2 separate regions of the Mus musculus genome follow, and region 2 is linked to region 1. Evidence: chromatin loops called from intact Hi-C (ENCODE). Cell type or tissue: heart. All regions are shown on one strand. Links, peaks and the distances in the headings refer to the core of each region. The heading gives the core; the rest is flanking DNA. Region 1 overlaps Igf2os (insulin-like growth factor 2, opposite strand). Region 2 overlaps Gm33148 (a long non-coding RNA gene).

Region 1 (8,848 bases), core at 2,189-6,188:
CTGCTGCTGCACACAAAAGGCTTTCTTTGAGGGGTCACAGCTAAAAATGTGAATGTCTCCCATTCCTCTCCTCACACTTCTACCTTGGATGGGAACAAAAAACAAAGGGCACATGGATCTGCCTTAGGAAGGCAACTTCTGGAAGGGGTGGCAGGGCTTCTCCCCATAAACATTATACCGGTGGATTAAGGAGTCTGGGATCCCAGTTGCAGGGAAAAAAAGCTTTGTGCACAAATGAATGTGCAACTGGGAGTGCTGTGGCTGCTGCTCCAAATTCCTGCCTGTGCACAGGGAACACGGAGGGGGGGGGGGGAGGGGGAGTTAAAGACAGACACAGCCAGGAGAAAAGCAGTTTTTGTACTTAAACCCTGCTAGGGAATAGCAAGGCACATCATCCTATCTATCTACCCTCCAGTATCCTGGTGGTAGTTAGGAGGTACAGGATATAAAAACAGGGAAACTTTGCTTTTAAAATTTTATATATATATATATATATATATACATACATCTACATAATATATATGTATAATAATAATACACACCCCCACACTGCTCTAGAATCTCTGGCCCCTCTGCACAGTTTAGCCGGGAGTGGGGTGGGGGTGGGGGGGAGGAGCGGGGGGAGCATACACCAGGGGGAAAATGTTCACACAGAAAAATTTCACATTTGCAAAAACAGCTGTGTACTCCTGCTGGGAAGAGAAAGAGCGCTGCCTCTCCCCTTTGCATGGTAGATTAGAGAACGAAACCATACTTTCCTTGTAGCTTTGTGCAGCCCTTTAAGTCCCAGTCCCAGTTGTCCTTTTGTCCCCTCAGAAGTTGAAGTCACTCTTAAGACCGTCCGGTTTAGCGGCAACCTTCCCCCTCTTCAGAGACTAACTGAAGGACCCTAACTCTCCCAAGTCCCCAGCCACCTACCCACACCAGAATATTTAAACTGCACCTTCACTCATACACAAAAGGCATGAACAAGGGGAAATCAATTAGTTACCTGTACTCTAGTCGCTTCGTAGTTCCTGAAGTTCCCGGACGGTGGATAAAGAGGACCGGGGAGTCACTGGTGCCCAAGATTCTCTTCCGAAATTGCCCGGACGATGATCCGCTGGCTGGGTCAATATTAGCAGCCCCCTCCAAAGCAGGGGGTGCTCTGGTTGTGGTGCCCGGGCCCTCCAGCCGGGGCGACGATGTTGCGGCGGGGCTGGAAGGGGCTGAGTCTGAGTCTGAAGAGACGGTGAGAGGGAGTTTTAGAGCGTGCATGATAACAGAGCCCCTAGAAGTGGCTTCTGCTCTCCACCACTGAGTAAGGCACCTGCTCGAATGACACCACGCTTTTATCCCTCACCTCGTCCCCTCCACGCCCACTTCCAGCCCCCTCCAAATTTGGGAAATGATATGCCAGTAAAGTACTGCAAAGACTTATGGGGCAGCTGGCTATGGCGCTTTCCCACACTAGGGTATGGGGGCATTAGAGGGTGGGGCTTTGGCCCCTGCCTGACAGACAGGAAGGCGTCTATGCAGGTTTGAATTAAGCTAGAAGCACTTCCTGTTAGCTAGGGGGTAGGGACTATGTGCAGGGGTGGAGAGTGGGTGGGGCTTCACTGGATTGACACCTGGCAGTCACCTGACACCCTGGAATGTCTGTGGGCGTGGCACAGGTAAAAAGGGGCGTGGCTTATGCAAATTAGGGTCCGGATTTAAAATAAATATTAAAATTACTTTCTAAGGTCTTCCGGGTGTGGTGTATCCTTGTGGCACAGCGCCATCTTGTCGCCTCATGTTTCATGGACACTCAATTTAGAATTCTTCTCTGTCATCAGTCATCTGACCTGGCCCCCTGCCCTTTATGAGTGGTGCCAAACACTAAGCATACTGGTGCAGATGGCATGTATAGTGACACTTGTTCACCCTTTTGGGGATGTTATTTGGGTGGGTTCTCACCCCTTTTTAGCCGAGTTGCAGTGCTGTTTAAGGCACGTACTCAAACGCTGTTTAAGGAACGGACTCAAATGTCCTTCTTAAAGGACAGCTGCTGAGATGGGGCTCAGATAACAAGTATTGCCTGAAGTCACATTTAAACTCTGAGACCTTTGTTCCTGGCTTTGAGGGAAAACAGAGAGTAAAGACAAGAAAAAAAAAAAAAAAAAAAAAAAAAAAAAAAAAAAAGAAAGAAAGAAAGAAAGAAAGAAAGAAAAAAAAAAGCACTCCACAAAAACCCACTAGTCTCTACCCTTTGCACTTTTGCATTCCAGCTAATCTTTTTTATTTTACTCAGCTTATAAGCCCAAGCTAAGACTTAATTATTCCCTCTCCATTTGTTGTCCAAGTTCCACCTGAAGTCACTTACTTAGTGGTTGAGATAGGCATGTTTAGGGAGAATGAGACTTTCTGTAGGGGAAGATAAACTTTATGGTAATCTATACTTGATGGAGGTATGATACAGATATCCTATTCCATGGGAGAAGGGCAAGTGGGATTTCTCACTATGCTTGTGGATGACCCCAAATCATATATGAGATTTATAACAGAGGGCATTTCATGCTTATCAGAGTGAGGCAGTCTTTTTCTTGTGAAGATTCTAGACCTACTCTAGGCCCTGAGACTAGAAGTATGTGACAAGTGCTGCCCTCTATTGTCCACAGCAACATGCTTGACATTGCAAACTGCTACCACTAAGGCTCTCTGAGAATGTTTGGCTGTGATTTACTAAGCCAGAGGTTGACATGAAGAAAGTGAAGGATTTCTCCAAACCTGTGAAGAGATTCCATGAAAGCTCCAAGAGAGGCGCTTCCTCTGAGCTGGTAGAAGGATAAGGGGCTATAAAGAAATAATGGCTATATCCTAGAGGTCACAGCCAGAGAAGAAAAACTTTATTTTTCTTAAATGTATCCAAGCTCTATTCCCTTGAATTCCCCTCATAATAGGCCCAGAGCTATTTATTTTATTTTATTTTATTGTATTTTATTTTAAACACTGATTGTTTAAGGAAGGGAAGAATGCAGGCAACAAGTGCCCATGGAGGAGTAACTAAACCATAGTGCCACTGAGGCAAGAATGGGGCACAAAGTATCAGTGAGTTAGAGTTTGAAGGGCATAGCCCTTCAAAATTTTATTTCATGTTCCATGGACACAGTCTAGGGGACACAGGAGGAAGGGACCATTAAAGAAAAGAACAAATATTGAGGTGTAACTATGAAGACACAGCACAGAAAAAACAATAAAATGAAACTACTCTCTTGAGGCTTGGGTGGAGAGTCATCTAATTCAGGGGATCTGCCTGGACTCTCATTTATGGAAAACAAAGCTGAAGTACCTCTAGAAATCCACAGCACCCAGTTTTTCTTCCTGGACTGCTAAAGTGACCTCATGCTGAATCTGATAGATATATCTTTAATTACAATCCACAATCTAAAGTTATCACTGCAGGGATCTGGGGGTACTCAGGGAAGGGAAGTGGTAAGAGGCAAAGCTGTAATTCTCTCCCCTACAGAGAGAAGGCCTTCTATAGCATCATGGTATAAGTGATTTCTGTAGCCTTGTACTTGGGACTGAGGATCCCCCTCCCTTGTCCTATCAGGCATTCTTTCCTTTGCATATCGGTGGGATGTACAAGGGTGGATTAAACACTGTTCTTAATCCTCATTGGCTTCTCCACCATTCTGCACCTGAAAAGGGAATTTGCAAATCCGGCTCGAGCTTGACATCTGGTGGTCATTTAAGAGATTGCACTGACTCTTCAGAACATGCCTCTTTCCCAACAATCCTAACTATAAGGTGCTTTACCAAGCCTTGAGAATGGAAAGAAGAGGAAGGAAGGTGTTAGGGCTGGAGACGTAGTTCAGTGGTAGAGAATCTTGCAAGCATGTGCTCAATCCATAGCACAGGAAAACAACAACAACAACAACAACAACAACAACAACAACAACAACAACAACAACAAATCTTCTTATCCTACCTCACATTTGTCCCTAACCCATGCACACTGATTTCTTCCCCTTGGCTGACTGGCAAGGCTGAGTCAACCTTCTCAAAAGCTACAACTCCACATCTGAAAACCCAGGAAACCTCCTGTTTGGAGATAAGAGGTCCATTCTATATATTTCTACCCACTGGGCATCACATTGGAAGAGAGTGTGTACAGGGAGGGGCCAATGACTGCCTAGGTTCAAATACCTATTCTGCTCATTACATTGGGCAATCAGTCTACCCCAGACCTCCATTTTCCCTTCTGACTCCACAGATTATTTCTGGAACCACATAGAAATGAATTTGGAACAGTCCAGAACCTATAGTTGTGAGGCACCTGTCCATAAAGGCACTTCTACCTGTTCAAACAAAACTTTACTCCAGAGGGGACTCTGGGATTTGGGGTGGAACTCTGGTTAGGTATGCCTTGAGTACTGATCTAGGACTTTAAAGAACTGCAAAGACCTTCTTGGCCCAACATACACAGTGAACCTCAGGATCAGAGGATTCCTTGTCTGCAACATGGTGCAGCTGGTCTCTCCCAAGAGCTTACTCTTGACTAAATTGTTTCTCCCCAATTCACTTCAAGATGAGTGGATGCCTCAATCCTCCATCTCTAGGGGATCCTGTCCCTTAAGATATGGTGTCTTTCATATACCCATGGCTATATTAGGAGTATATACAGGAAGTGTGCCCATTTCCTCTTCTCCATGATACCCACATGAGAGCAATGGCTATCTCCAGAAGATGAAAGCCAGAGACTCTCAGATCCAAGACATTAGTCTCCACCTACTTGATCCACTAGCTTTCATTCTTTAGGTCCACTGACTGAAGGAGGCTGAGGGTACTTCTTATACCCTCAATACACACTATTTGTACAATTTGTAGCTATAGCTACCCCTTGCTTATGCCATGGCCAGTTCACATGCCAGGCCTTAGAGAAGTACTCAGTATTTTTTTTTTTTTTGACCTGGCTTTTGGCAATTTATTTATTTATTTTTTTTAAAGATTTATTTATTTATTATATGTAAGTACACTGTAGCTGTCTTCACACACTCCAGAAGAGGGCATCAGATCTTGTTACAGATGGTTGTGAGCCACCATGTGGTTGCTGGGATTTGAACTCTGGACCTTCAGAAGAACAGTCGGGTGTTCTTACCCACTGAGCTATCTCACCAGCCCCGAAGTACTCAGTATTAGTCCAATCAAGGCTCATAGCAGTGCCTGGCCATATGAGGAAGCCATATGGACTTGCCTCAGGCTACAAACTATAGAATACAGACACTGCTTCAGGAAGCTACTCCACTCATTTCTTCCTCACTTTTAAGGTCTGACTGTGTAGCTAGAGCTGGGATATGGGGATCCTTCCTTTACTAGTTCTCTGTCAGCTTTTCTCCCACTCAGCCAGCCCTTCCCATCTCCTTTTCAATATTTGGGTCCAGGTTGGAGCACTTCACCTTTTACTAGTTCCCTAGTCCTGCCAACTGATACTGTTCTTCATCCTCAGGTAGCATTTGCCAGGGCACAGATGTGGGTGCCTCATTTTACCTCTGGTCATCAGCTCATTCTGTCTGCTGCTGGGTCACCAGGTGTTGCTGACCCATGCTCAGGATCTGGGCCTATAGAAATTAGGAGGAGTCTTCCAGGTCATCCATAGTCGAGGTCACCATGGGTCTTAGGGATTGGACAGGAGAGAGGAGACCCAGCTGGAGCAGGACTCAGTTCTAAGCCAGGGTAGCCTTTGAAGAGCAGAGGGGGAGTGCCAGGGCCTCAGCATGAACAGCCGCAAGCTGGCAGGGCTGAGGGACTCTGCTCTGTTGTCCACAAACACAGATGGACTGGGAAAGCCAGAGGGAGGTCCTGGTGGAATGTGGCTCATCACTAGCAGCAGGATTCTAAAGGCTTCGCAGGACTGCAAGGGATGAGGCCTCATGGAAACATGAGAGTCTGTGGACCTCTAGGTTGGGCAGCTTTAAGACATACGTCTGTTGTTGGCAAATTGGTAAAGAATCCATCATTAGTCTACAGGTGAGAGCCATACATGGCCTTTGGGACTTGGCTGGCACAGCCAACCAGAGTCGGTGACCTTAGCCCAGAGGTCAGATAACTGGATCTACTCACTTTGAGCATATGGATGAAGCACTGAGTGGGTGATGCATCACCATGACAACTTTCAGTCTGAGGATCCCAGGCCTAGGCCCTTCTTGGAGAGAGAGGCATGCTGGCAATCCTAGGCCCAGCCTAGGCCCAGATTCAAGGGTCTGACGCAGGGGTCTGCAGATCAGGCACGGGATTCTGACTACCTGCAGCAGAAGGGTGTTATAGGTGAGGTGTTTGTACCAAGGTGGTGGTGGGAGACAGGATACCTGGGAGCCAGGCAGTGAGCCAGTGACTCCAAGGGGGCTGGCTCAAAGCCACTGGGTAACTTGGCGCCAGCACAGCACGGCTGGACCACACAGGGCCACCTCCACAGCTTCACTTTCGAAGGAATCCGCCTTGCTGTTCTGTGGCCCAGCCAGAAACAATAGTTGGAGGGGGGAAGAGAAAAGAGACACGGCATCCAGACTGTTCTTCAGCTCGACTACCCCTGGCCACACCACCCCCAACATTCTTTTCAAAAATGACCTTCCCTTCTCAGCGCTGAGCGGAAGGTAGACATGGGAAAGAGCTGACCTTGTCCCAGATGGACTCTGCGTGAAGCATCCTGCACCCTGGGGTCCCTGTAGCCCCTACTTCATGTGAAAACTAGAGTTTTGTCTTCCAGCCTGTGTGCCTAAGAACACTCCAAGCAAAGGAAGGGATTACTGGATCTTCTGGCTCCCAGTCTCTGTGTCCACTAGGGCTCTGGGAACCACAAAGGTCCCAGCTGGAAATAGACAGTCTGCTCCCCTGGCCTGTTTGCTTAGCCATCGTGTGAGGTGTTGCATGGATTACCTCCTACACTCTCCTCTAGGCAGCTGTAATTCTAGACAGGTAGAAGATGACTCTAACCTGAGACATTCTAGGAATGGTGCAGACACCTGGATATTTATTTGTTCCTCCTCCATGGGAATCTAGGAAACCTAAACCCCAAAGGTGCACATCCAGTCTTTCCTTCCCAAACCTCATACTCTCCACAATTTAGAGCAGTCAGCGTCTTGGGAAGCTTCTTTGTTCCTGTGACTGCAGAGGAGCAAAGGGAGACACTATGCAGCCTCTAGAAGGATCTACTATGATAAGCCAGCCCTTCAGACTTGTTGTAGTACTTCAAAAGCAAGGTTTTGGTGACCTCTGCTGGACGCTTCCATGACTAACCATTTCTGGCTATGGTATCTAGATTTCAAATGTCTACTCCAAAACAGTAGTTATCTGCACGGAGGGACACCCAATCTGAGTTTGTGGGAAGGCTCCTCAGGGGTCTCCATCATTCACATCTAGGCTAGAAAGCCACCAACTAGTGCTTGAGGCTGCCTAGTGACAACTTTTCTGGGTGGGTTGACTTAAGAGCTATCTGGTTCCTACTCCTTGGTTCAGAACCTTGCTGGGTATAAGGATCTCAAAGGGTAAAAAATGGACCTCAGCATCCCTGACCCTACCTCTCATATCACTCAGGGCCTGTTCAGCCTGAGAGAACATGAGTACAGTAAATATTTATTGATAATGTAAGAAAGCAAATAAGGTCCCTGGGGCTAGGCTGAGGTGTCAGCTCATTTGGACCCGGAGACAATGTAATCTAGGGGAGCCAACCTCTAGGCAGCTACATTGGAAGACCATATTAGGTGTTGGGTAATCTATACTGTGAGTAGCATAGCACTGAGCATAGCAGAAGAGTGGCTTCCCTGGCTCCAGGCCTCAATCTCCCCATGTGTAGTATTAGTATGAGTCTCTCCATCCCATATATATGGAGCTGAACTGCTTCATCAATCCAGGCAAGAGGTATATTGGCTATCCTTAGTAATACCCTGGCCTTCCAGATGGTAGGCAGAGGCAATGAGGTCCCCATAAGACACAGCTAAATCTCAAATACCAAAGCAACAACACAGCTAGCTGGGTAAACATGGTTATCACTGCAGACCCCATGGACAAGGGGAGCTCCTGTGCTGCAGGGCTGCGCTGAAGGGCCTCAGCAAGGTCAGCAGGAGTGCCTGAGCCAGGTCAAGGACTGACCTACATGGGGTGACCTAGGGCTTAAAGGAACATCTGAAGTCCTCTGCTGGGATGTCTGGGGTTAGCACCCAGGGTGATGCTGATCAAAGACTGAATCCGGTTTGACCTCTGCTCCCTGGGCACTGGTTCAGTTTGAGTGGCTTCTTCTTGTCCACTCTTGGAGGGATTGAGAGACAGCACATGTCCATCTCTAGTATTCTGCTTCCTCTCCTCAAGGCCAGTAGGAAGTAGAGCTCTAAACTAGAGTTTCAGAATGCCTCAGGAAGGCATGGGGCATGTGCCTCAGCCTGCACAGGTTGGTTCTGGGGCAACCTGCCTCTCCCTTGAGGTCGGAGTCAAAGGCTGCAGGAGTGAAGCCATAGATAGGAATCTGGATATCTGGACCATATTTCTGTTTCTAGAACCCCATAGCACTAGTCCACCACATTTCCTGAAAAGCTTGACTCGCCCCACAAGGCCCAAGGACCCAAAGATTTTTGTTCCCTTTACCCGTGACTCATATGCCCTCCAGAAAGTTTGTGGCACTTGAACAGTAGGGTACCCTATCTGCTACCCTACCCAAGACCCTGGGGAGTTCCATAGAATGACCCCAGGCTCCTCCTTCTTTCTTCTTTTGGGTCCAGTGTCTATCCATCCACTCATCCATTATGTTCATTTCTGGCCTTCCTTTTTCAGGGGGATGGCTGGCTATGGCCTTGTGACATTTCTCTAGGTGGGGCTGTGGTATTGTCACAGAGAG
Region 2 (8,848 bases), core at 3,121-7,120, 62 kb before region 1:
AGGGCCACTCATAGGAGTTCTGGCCTCTCCACCCAAGGGCTTTTGCAGAATGGAGACCCAGCTCTTCTGACAGTGAGTGACTGGAGATAGGATGCAGAAATACTGAGGCCTAGGCCAAGGCCTGCTGGGGCTATGCTGGCCCCTAGAATAAGAAAGGAGTCAGCTGCTGTAGGCTGGGAGATAGTCACCTATTCACAATGATAAAGAAGGGAGAACAGCAGCATTTCCTTAGGAACAAGGCATCGAGCGTGAGGCCAGTGATGGCAGCAGGAAGCTTGCAGTTCTATAAGCTGTGCACAGGAACAGGGCAAAAGGCAGCTGTGCCCCTACACTGGGATAGCACTTCCTGCCTTGGGACCTCATGAGCTTCCTCCCCATGGCCTCACCAGTTCCGCATAGGAAGGGTCCCAGGATCAGCTCACTCCACAGAACTTGGTTCTTGCATCTGCTGTGCATATTGTTGGGAGTGCCCATCCTGTCCCTCTGCCCTGCAATCATGACCCACGCTCTCCAAAGCCCCGCTTTGGTCTTGACCTTGCGTCTCCGTAGCAGGATACCCAGGGTCAAGTCCCAACACCACCTGCAACCACAGTAAGTGTTGCTTCTGGGTGTCCCTACCTTGCATCGGGTCACTTCTGTTTTGCCAGTGCAGTATGGTCTCAGAGCCCAATATCCTTTTTCTCTTTGGTCCTATATACTATAGGAGCTTCTCCAGGGGCCTTGGAGGAAGGGTAGTTCCTGATCAGGGCCCTGTAGGAGTACTGTGGAGCAGACCCACATCCCAGGGGTCACCAGGGTCTCTGGGAGGAGGAAGCTGATAACAGCACAAGGAACCTGGCATTGTGAATACTTAGAGAGGTGACACAAATGTCTATCATGACCAATGAGTGGAGAGAGCCTCCTGAGAGTGCAGGTGAAGGGAAGAGAGGTGAAGGGAAGTCCTGCAGGAGTGAGGAATGGGCCAAGGTGGGTGGAGAGGAGAGGTCATGCTGCTTTGAGTCCCGACACTGGCCACCCTGATTGCCTCTGCTCCTCAGGAATGTGGGAAATGTTGTTCTGGCCACAGAAACCCTAGGGGTGACCAGAGGGGTGGGTAGTGTGGCCTAAGGACTTCTGGCTTCCTACCTGGGACTCTAACCTAAGTCGTACCTGAGACTCTGGGGCCTGAGACCACTTAGTCTCTCAGCCTGAGGGATGCCACATGCCTTCAAGGTCACCAGAGGGGATAGCAGTCTAGGCACTCATGACTTTTACCCAGGACCTGGGTTAGGGTCTTCCACAGGGTAGATGAGAGAGACCTGCTACCACCACCCGGACTCTCCATTTCTCCTAAAGATAACACCTAAAATCCACCGCCAGGTTTCTTATGACAGAGAAAGTCTTTGATAGGGAGAGGTGAAGGCTCCTTGATTGTGGGAGTGGTCAGAGAGTGACTAAGCTACTCAGCACTCTAGGATCCCCAAGGAAATCATTCTGCAGATGATGGAGGGACTTTGGGATACCCAGGGCAGGCCAGGGCCCTTTCTGACCAGATACAAGCTTAGAACTGGAGAGGCAGCACTGGCTTTTGGCCTCCAGGATTCCCTCTCCCAAAGTCCAGAAGGCAGAGGACAACTACACGGTGAGGGAGGGGTCAGTGCTATACAGCTTGGACCTATATTACTGGCATCCTTGGAAGGAAAACAAATCCTGAGTGGCTGGATCTAGAGGTAAGGTTAGAAGTGGCCCTGAGGACACCGGATCCAGGTAAGACTGTGGCTGTGTGGAGAGGTACTCAGGCCAGGTATTTGCAGAACTTGACAGACTGGTGGAAAGACATATCCTGTATCCTGGTTACTTTTTTTTTTTTTTTTTTTTTTTTTTGGTCTTTTGAGACAGGGTTTCTCTGTGTAGCCCTGGCTGTCCTGGAACTCACTCTGTAGACCAGGCTGGCCTCAAACTCAGTAATCCGCCTGCCTCTGCCCCCCAAGTGCTGGGAGTAAAGGCCTGCACCACCACCACCTGGCCCTGGTTACTTCTTAACCCCTGGGTGCTGATGATTCCTATTGGGTTTCCCTGTGATGAATGTCTGCCCAATGACTCAGAGTTGACCCTTAGAGAGCATCTGATGCTCAGGCAGGAGCAGGCTCCATCAAGGTCATGTTTTTCTTTGCCTGTTTCGGGGGGTGCTGGGGGATGAGCCAGAGCTTCGGGCGTGGTAGGCAGGTGCCACCTAGGGAGATGCACTTCACTCCCTGAGATGAGTATACGTTTGGACATGTCATACCCAAGTGAGACATGTCCTCCAAGGAAGACTAGTTCTCAAGACCTTGTGTGTTTGCAGTTGTATTGGAGTCCAGGGCAAGGAGGGGCCCAGGCAGATGGAATCCACTGGCCTCAGAAGGCACTGCAGCTGGATTATATGACGTTGGATGTGACATGAGCCATCATAGCTCATGAAGAGTTTTGGCATCTGGGGCCACATGGAAGTCTGCCTTCTTGGAGATAGGCATCCTGAATCTAGTTCTAGAGAGGTTTTCTCAGGTGGGTCTGTCACCCCTTTCCTTGCTGAGGCTGGTCCTCTGATTCTGCAGAAGCCTAGGGGCCATGAAAGAAAAGTGATATGTGGTTAGAGATATGCATGGGGCCACGGAAGTGGTATGGAGTGGGTCTTTAGGGGGCAGTGGCTAATAGGGCAGGAAGAACTTGGCATCACGAGCACATCGAGAGATGGTGGTCTAGATGCTGATCCAGATGGTGGCCCAGGGTTCATCTCTCTGGGATGCTCTAGGGCTTGCTATCTCCCTGAGCCTTTGAACTGCTGAACCCTCTGAAATCCACAGATATGACCTCCTTGAAAAAGTTGAGTCTAGGGTCAGGGACTCATGTATAGCCCTCACTGGTGAGTCCTTGTTTCCTCTCGCTCTTTGTGACAGGACTTTGGTGAGCTCAGCTGACCAATCAGTTGCTCAGCCATGGCAGCCTGTGCAAGGACCCAGGGTCACCAAAGATCAGTAGTGATGGGGAATGTTGAGGGACTCTTAGTCTCTTAGTTAGGGTGGTAGGGAAAGGATGACTTCTGAGCCCCAGTGGCTACATGACCTCCACGTTAGCACGTATGTCTCTTCCTAGGGAAGTATGTGATTAAAGTCTTGTTTCTGAGATAGTCTTGCCTAGAACTGAGGGTAGAACAAAATCTATTAGGTATCTAGGTCCCTTCCTTTTGCCCATCTAGAAGGTTCTGGAAGCCCTCTGGCTTCTCTTTTGCTGTGGGCACAACCATGTCCCTTCTTGCTAACTCTACATGGGACTATAGCCAAAGTAATCACGCCCCTGACCTGCTTACCTTTACTGCAGACTAGGCCATGTCAACATTGAGCAGCACCAGCCCTCGCTCAATAGACCCTGACTACAAAAAAAAAAACAAAACAAAAAAAAAACAAAACAAAAAAACGATGTAACCATTGCCTTCATTGCCTTTGTTGGGTCCCCAAACACAGGCCCCAAGCAATTTTTCCCAGAATTCTTTCAATCCCAGCCCCCTGCTCAGCCTGGGCCTTCTGACCAGCTCCAAGCTGCTCACAGCAGGGCAGGCAAACCTTAGCTTGACCCGGGATTCCAGGCTTAGGGCTGGCCACCGGCTGCAGAGATAAATCGAGGAAGTCTCCCCCAGCTCTGGCCCCAGCCAGACCCCTGTGGTGGGCAGGCAAGGGAAAGGAGAGACCCCAGAGGTTTGTTTGCTGTCCCAGCTGGGCTGGCTGTACAGCCCTCTTCCTCTGTCCTGGCTCTGGCCCCGTCAGATCTGAGAATACGGACATCCTTTCATGGGAGCCATCAGTACTCTGGCCTAGAGAAAAGGGACACGAGGGACATGGAAGGACAGAGATCTTCTCCTGATAAGGAGATGTGACTCCAGCTCTTCATTGAGGACATCTAGGATAGTGAGGGCTCCAGAGTGTGATCCCAGCCCTTCTCAGTCTACCCCAGGCTTGCTCACTTGAATCCATAGTCTTCACTATTGAATGTTTTGATCCTGATGGGGGAACCAGTTAGCTTTCTCCTTGGAGAGTGATGGAATCCTCCTCTCCAGACGGGGACAGGGACATCCCCAACCTGGACATATGTGCTTCCTATACCTCCAGGGACCCTTCCACATCCACCAGGAATCCTGGTTTGGAGAGCTCTGTGGTATCACAGGATCTGTGATGTGCACACCACTAGCATGAGTGTCCAGTGTCCATCCAGACAGGTGTCCTCCACTGTCTCATCACATGAGCTGCCATCTTGCAGTGTCTACCTAAGTATAGAGCCATGTCCCAAGCTCTTGGAATCTGGAGGTTATGTCTTCCTCAATGGGTGAAAGACCCTAAAGTCCAGGAGAAGAGAGGAGACTCTGAACCAGCAGGCTGTTAGGAAGGTTGGGGTTCCTTTTATATTTTTTAGCAGCTTATTGTCAGAGGTGGATTTATAGCTGTGCTGGGGGCTGCAGCAGCCCGAGGGGATGTCATTTCCTGAGAGGCCCAGCCCAGCCTTCTACTAGGGCCTTAACTGTAGGGGCTGTGTCTTTAGCTATGCTTGGTGTAGCACCCTGTAACCCCAAAACCTTTTAACAAATGCGACTTCTGAGAGTAGAATTGGTAAAATCCAGGGACTCTGAAGCAGCTGGAAGGTCACCGGGAGGCTAGACTGGGGCTCCATGGGACGAATGGGCCCAGGACTTGAAGGGTGTGACCAGCTAAGATGAGGGTCCTATGTAAGACAGAACAAAAGGAGACAGGAGTGGCAATCCACACCTCCTCTGAAGAGACCCTGAGAAGCAGAATGATGTGGGAACGCCTGACGTCTTCAGGACCCCTAGAGGACCCGAGAAGAAGCAAGAACCCCAAGTCTGAAGGCAGCAAGCATGGGCTGGGGGCATTTTCCACCTGCATCCCCCCCAGGAACCCCACCTCAGTCGCCAAATGGTTGTTATGCTAACCGCTGACCTCACGGGGGCGCAAGAGACAATAAAATTTTAGTTTGGAGGTGCAGTTTGCCTATGGCCAGAACCTCCAGAGCGGAGTCTGCCTAACAGGGTTCCCCCAGCTCTGCTGGAGACCCCACTCCTGGGTAGCTTCCTGATAGGCATCCTACCCCTGCCGGTTCTCTGGCCTCTAACGTCTTTCTGCCCACTCCCCTTCTCCTTCCCTTCCTCTTGTCTTCCTCAGGGCTCTCTCCCACCTCCTCTCCACCCCCATCGACCACCCCCACCCCCCCCTTCCCCTTCCTGCTTCTCAGGGGCCAGGCAGTGGAAGAGGATACTTTTCTGTATGCCCTAGGCTAGGCAGGGACCAACCCCCACTCCCACCCTACAGACAGGCAGGCCCAGCCTTTCTTTGCTGTTACAGAGCTGGAGGGCTCCCATCAGGAGCTGTGAGGGAGGAGTGGTAGCTGGAATTCTAATGACCTTAGGTGTGGGACAGCAAAGGGAAGCAGTAGCTCAGGGACAGCCTGGGAGGGGGCGTGGCCTGAGACAGGCTGGGAGGAGATAGCGCTGAGACAAAGCCCTGGATAGGGGCCCTGGACAGAGAGCTGGGTGGTAAGATACCTGATAGCAGAGGGAGGGACGAATGGGGTGGGGACAGGAAGGCTGGCAGGGTTCCAGGGAGGGCTGTTTCAGGGGATGGTGGGGGAAGGGAGGCCCAGCTTTAGGCAGGAGCAGTGTGTGTGTGGGGTGGGGGGGTGGGGATGAGGGGAGGGTGCCACTCCCAGGTCAACCGGGCACTGGCTTTGTTGGGGAGTGGGGGTCTTGAGAGAGGCTGAGGGAGATTGTCCAGGGTCTGTTAGGGAGCTCCTCGCTGGTGTGGGCCGGTAGAAAAAGGAACAGAGACTGGAGAGTCATAGAAAAATTTTAAGTGAGAGTTGATGGAGACAGGAAGTACTTGGGAAGTTAGACGTTGCTCCTGGGCCTTGTTCCTCCAAGGAAAGTTCTAAAGCAAACTCCCTAGCATGTCCTTTCCAGGACAGATCACTACCCTTGCTGAATTTGTCCCTCACCTTTCTATGTCCTTCCACGTGTCCCCAGGCGGATGCCTCTTCCTCTCAGCACTGGCTGCACTCTAGGCTTGAGGTGGCAGTTCCCAGGACTCCCAGGATGCTGTAAGCACACTTGATTGGAGGACAGCCAGCCGATTTCTTCTTTTTTTTCCCAGCTTAGAATCTCAGTGGAGGCACTCGTGGGGGACAGTCCCGAAGAATGAGGAATACAGGGTGGACAGTGAATTCAGCGGCCCACAAGGCTAAGTGGAGTGGCCAGCAGAAAGCTCCTCGTGGGGTTACTGAGGTTGGTCATTTGTCCAAACCTGAGGAGCCGTGAAAGTCTTCACAGTCAGGTCAGGAGCAAGCATGGAAGCAGGGAGGCCCGGTGGAGAACTTGGTAGGAACCAGGTAGGTTCAGCTCCTCTGGGAAAGCCCACGCTTGTCTTGTGTAATAGTATACCTTTGTAGGTGATTGTGCCAGGGAGAAACTGAGGCTGAAGGACCCTAGTGGCCACTGCTGGGCCACATGCTACATTCTGCTCTCTTATTGCTTTCAGGTCAGGTCTCCAGGGAAAAGTAGCATACCCTCTTCTAAATCTGTCCTCCCCTCTCCAACCTCAGTTTCCCCTTGAGTGCTTAGCTCCAGGCAAGCTGAGCAGGAGGTAGGGTCCTATAGTCTCAGCACAGCTTAGAACTGAGACAGCATCTCTGGGAGACAAGGGGCAGAGGCAGAGACCAGGAAAGGGGTACATCTAGATACGTGGGTTCCTCTGGGCTCACACTTGGATCTTCTTTGAGATTAGTGGCTCAGGTCTGGCTCCAGCATAACCCAGGTCTCTATCTTTCCTTTTGTTTCCAATTCTTTCTTTCATCCCTCCTGTCTAGAGGAGGGTTGGTGGAACTTGGGTGTGGCAGAGCCCCTGGGAACTAGAGGAGAAGGAAAGGCCCAAGACCAGGGGACCAAGCCCCATATGGAGCATACTGGGGACAGAAAGGTCCCACGGATAGACTGGCCAGTAGGCTTGGTGGGATTCCCTGCTAGCTATGGGCTCTGTGGATAAGAAGAGGCGTGTGGTGGCGCACGCCTTTAATCCCAGCACTTGGGAGGCAGAGGCAGGCGGATTTCTGAGTTCGAGGCCAGCCTGGTCTACAGAGTGAGTTCCAGGACAGCCAGGACTACACAGAGAAACCCTGTCTCGAAAAACCAAAAAAAAAAAAAAAAAAAAAAAAAAAAAAAAAAAAAAAAAAAAGAGGGTCTTCATGTCTGATGAAAGTAGCCAAAATGTGGCTTTATCCAGTTTGTTCTTTAGCCTTTGCTTCCCAATATGAAAGGGCCTTCATCTTTGCCTGGGAGCCAGTGTTCCCAGGAACCTCTATACTAGCTAAATCCAGCAAGGGCAGTTGTGTGTGTGTGTGGGGGGGGGCGGGCTTGTAGCCCCTCACTGGAACTGTGTGAGGGTAGGACCATGGAGTGCAGCCACCTGCCTATGTCCATCACTTAATCCCCCGCCCAGCCTACTGCCTGGTCCCAGCAGGCAGTGCACTAGGGTGGGTGTGAACAAGTCCTCCAAGGGTCTTTTTGTCTGTTTAACTCCTTGAGGCTGGGACTGAGGCTGGCCATGTGTTGGTAGGCTGTGTTAGGAGGTGTGGGGAAGGTCTGTGAGTTGGGGGAGGAGCTGGTTCTGTCCTGTTAGCTATTTGCTAACTGAACCACTTCAGACACTTCTTAAACTTCATTAAATGGACAAATCTTTGTCCTCTCTGACAGGATTTCGCTCGTAGAAACACCCAGAGGCACTTGGAGCTAGAAATGAGGAGGCACGGATGAGGGAGAGGCCTGGGAAGGAGGAGACCCCAGGTGGGGGAGGTGAACCATGAAGGTGGCTGCATCAGGGACAAAGGCTCTTAAACCCACAACTCAAGTCCCTGAGGCCATTGTGGAATAAGTGAGGCACGGGGTACTAGGCCACTGGGGTATCCAAGGGGTACCATCAAGGTAGCACCTTATCTTCAGGCCTCCCTAGGAGCCCTGCCGTGCAGAAGCACAACCCTGAAACTTCCTGCCCCTGCATTTTAAGTCTAGGACTTCAGAGTGATGTGCTAGGCAAAGAGCCTGTCAGTTACACCTGGGGGCTTCCTGTCTCCATCTCCAGCCTCCCAAAATCTGCTGTCTCCTTGGTGTCTCCAGACTTTCACAACCCTCTCATCGGGGCCCTCCTGAGATACTCGACATTCATGAGAGGTGACATGGCTATCTTTCTAGAAACATCAAGGAAATTGAAGCCTTCTTTGCTTACCATCCACAGGAATCATGTCTGGCATGCTATGGCAATCAGTTGCAACAGGAACAGCATGAATGAACTCAAGGGACACACCCAGCAAGCTGCCTTGACCAGAGCCTGGAAGGATTGGTGAGTTCCCTAGGGCACCATGCAGTAAGCACTTGTCCTCACAGCTAATGACCCCTATATGCTGTGTGTCCTCAGATCACGTCCCATAATGGAGAGCTGGAGTCTAGTTCATGAGAACCCACAGAAATTAAGGTAATGTGGTTAGGGTCATTGCTAGAGAAGGCTCTAGGAGTTCCACACCCCGCCCCCCTGATCGGCAGGAAAAGAGAGGAGGAAGCCACTGGGCCTGGCTTGAGCTTCTGAAACCTCAAAGCCCACCCCCAATGACACATGTCCTCCAAGGCCATGCCTCCTAGTACTGCCACTCCCTATGAGTCAGTGGGGGCCATTTTCATTCAAACCACACCACAACATGGTATCCTCCACCTGGAATCCAACATTTTCCATTTGAACCCTTCACACTCCATTTTCCACTTTGCAGCATTCACTATCCACCCCAT

The links. Hi-C counts contacts between places; a loop is a spot of excess contacts. Peaks named below come from ENCODE experiments on the same cell type or tissue, not always from the same donor. Only the 100,000 strongest peaks of a DNase experiment are listed, where the experiment ranks them.
Region 2: a loop joins it to region 1, with 8 times the contacts of the local background. A loop is called at or near these places in 20 of 42 quality-filtered maps.

What each region holds. Positions count from the first base shown.
Region 1 is chr7:142,668,630-142,677,477 of GRCm38, forward strand. Igf2os (insulin-like growth factor 2, opposite strand) reads left to right here. Exons shown (of 4, transcript NR_002855.3): 4 at 1-1,727. Among named protein-coding and RNA genes, the nearest start is that of Ins2, 6.7 kb to the right of the region's middle. In heart, for the core only: CTCF peaks have their summits at 2,621 (motif pointing left) and 3,706 (motif pointing left); no DNase peak of the experiment used is centred there.
Region 2 is chr7:142,605,790-142,614,637 of GRCm38, forward strand. Gm33148 (a long non-coding RNA gene) reads left to right here. Exons shown (of 4, transcript XR_003946903.1): 3 at 6,171-6,405; 4 at 8,304-8,848. Among named protein-coding and RNA genes, the nearest start is that of Gm33148, 19 kb to the left of the region's middle. In heart, for the core only: a CTCF peak has its summit at 4,965 (motif pointing right); a DNase peak (open chromatin) is centred at 4,992; H3K4me3 peaks cover 1,863 bases; H3K27ac peaks cover 3,825 bases.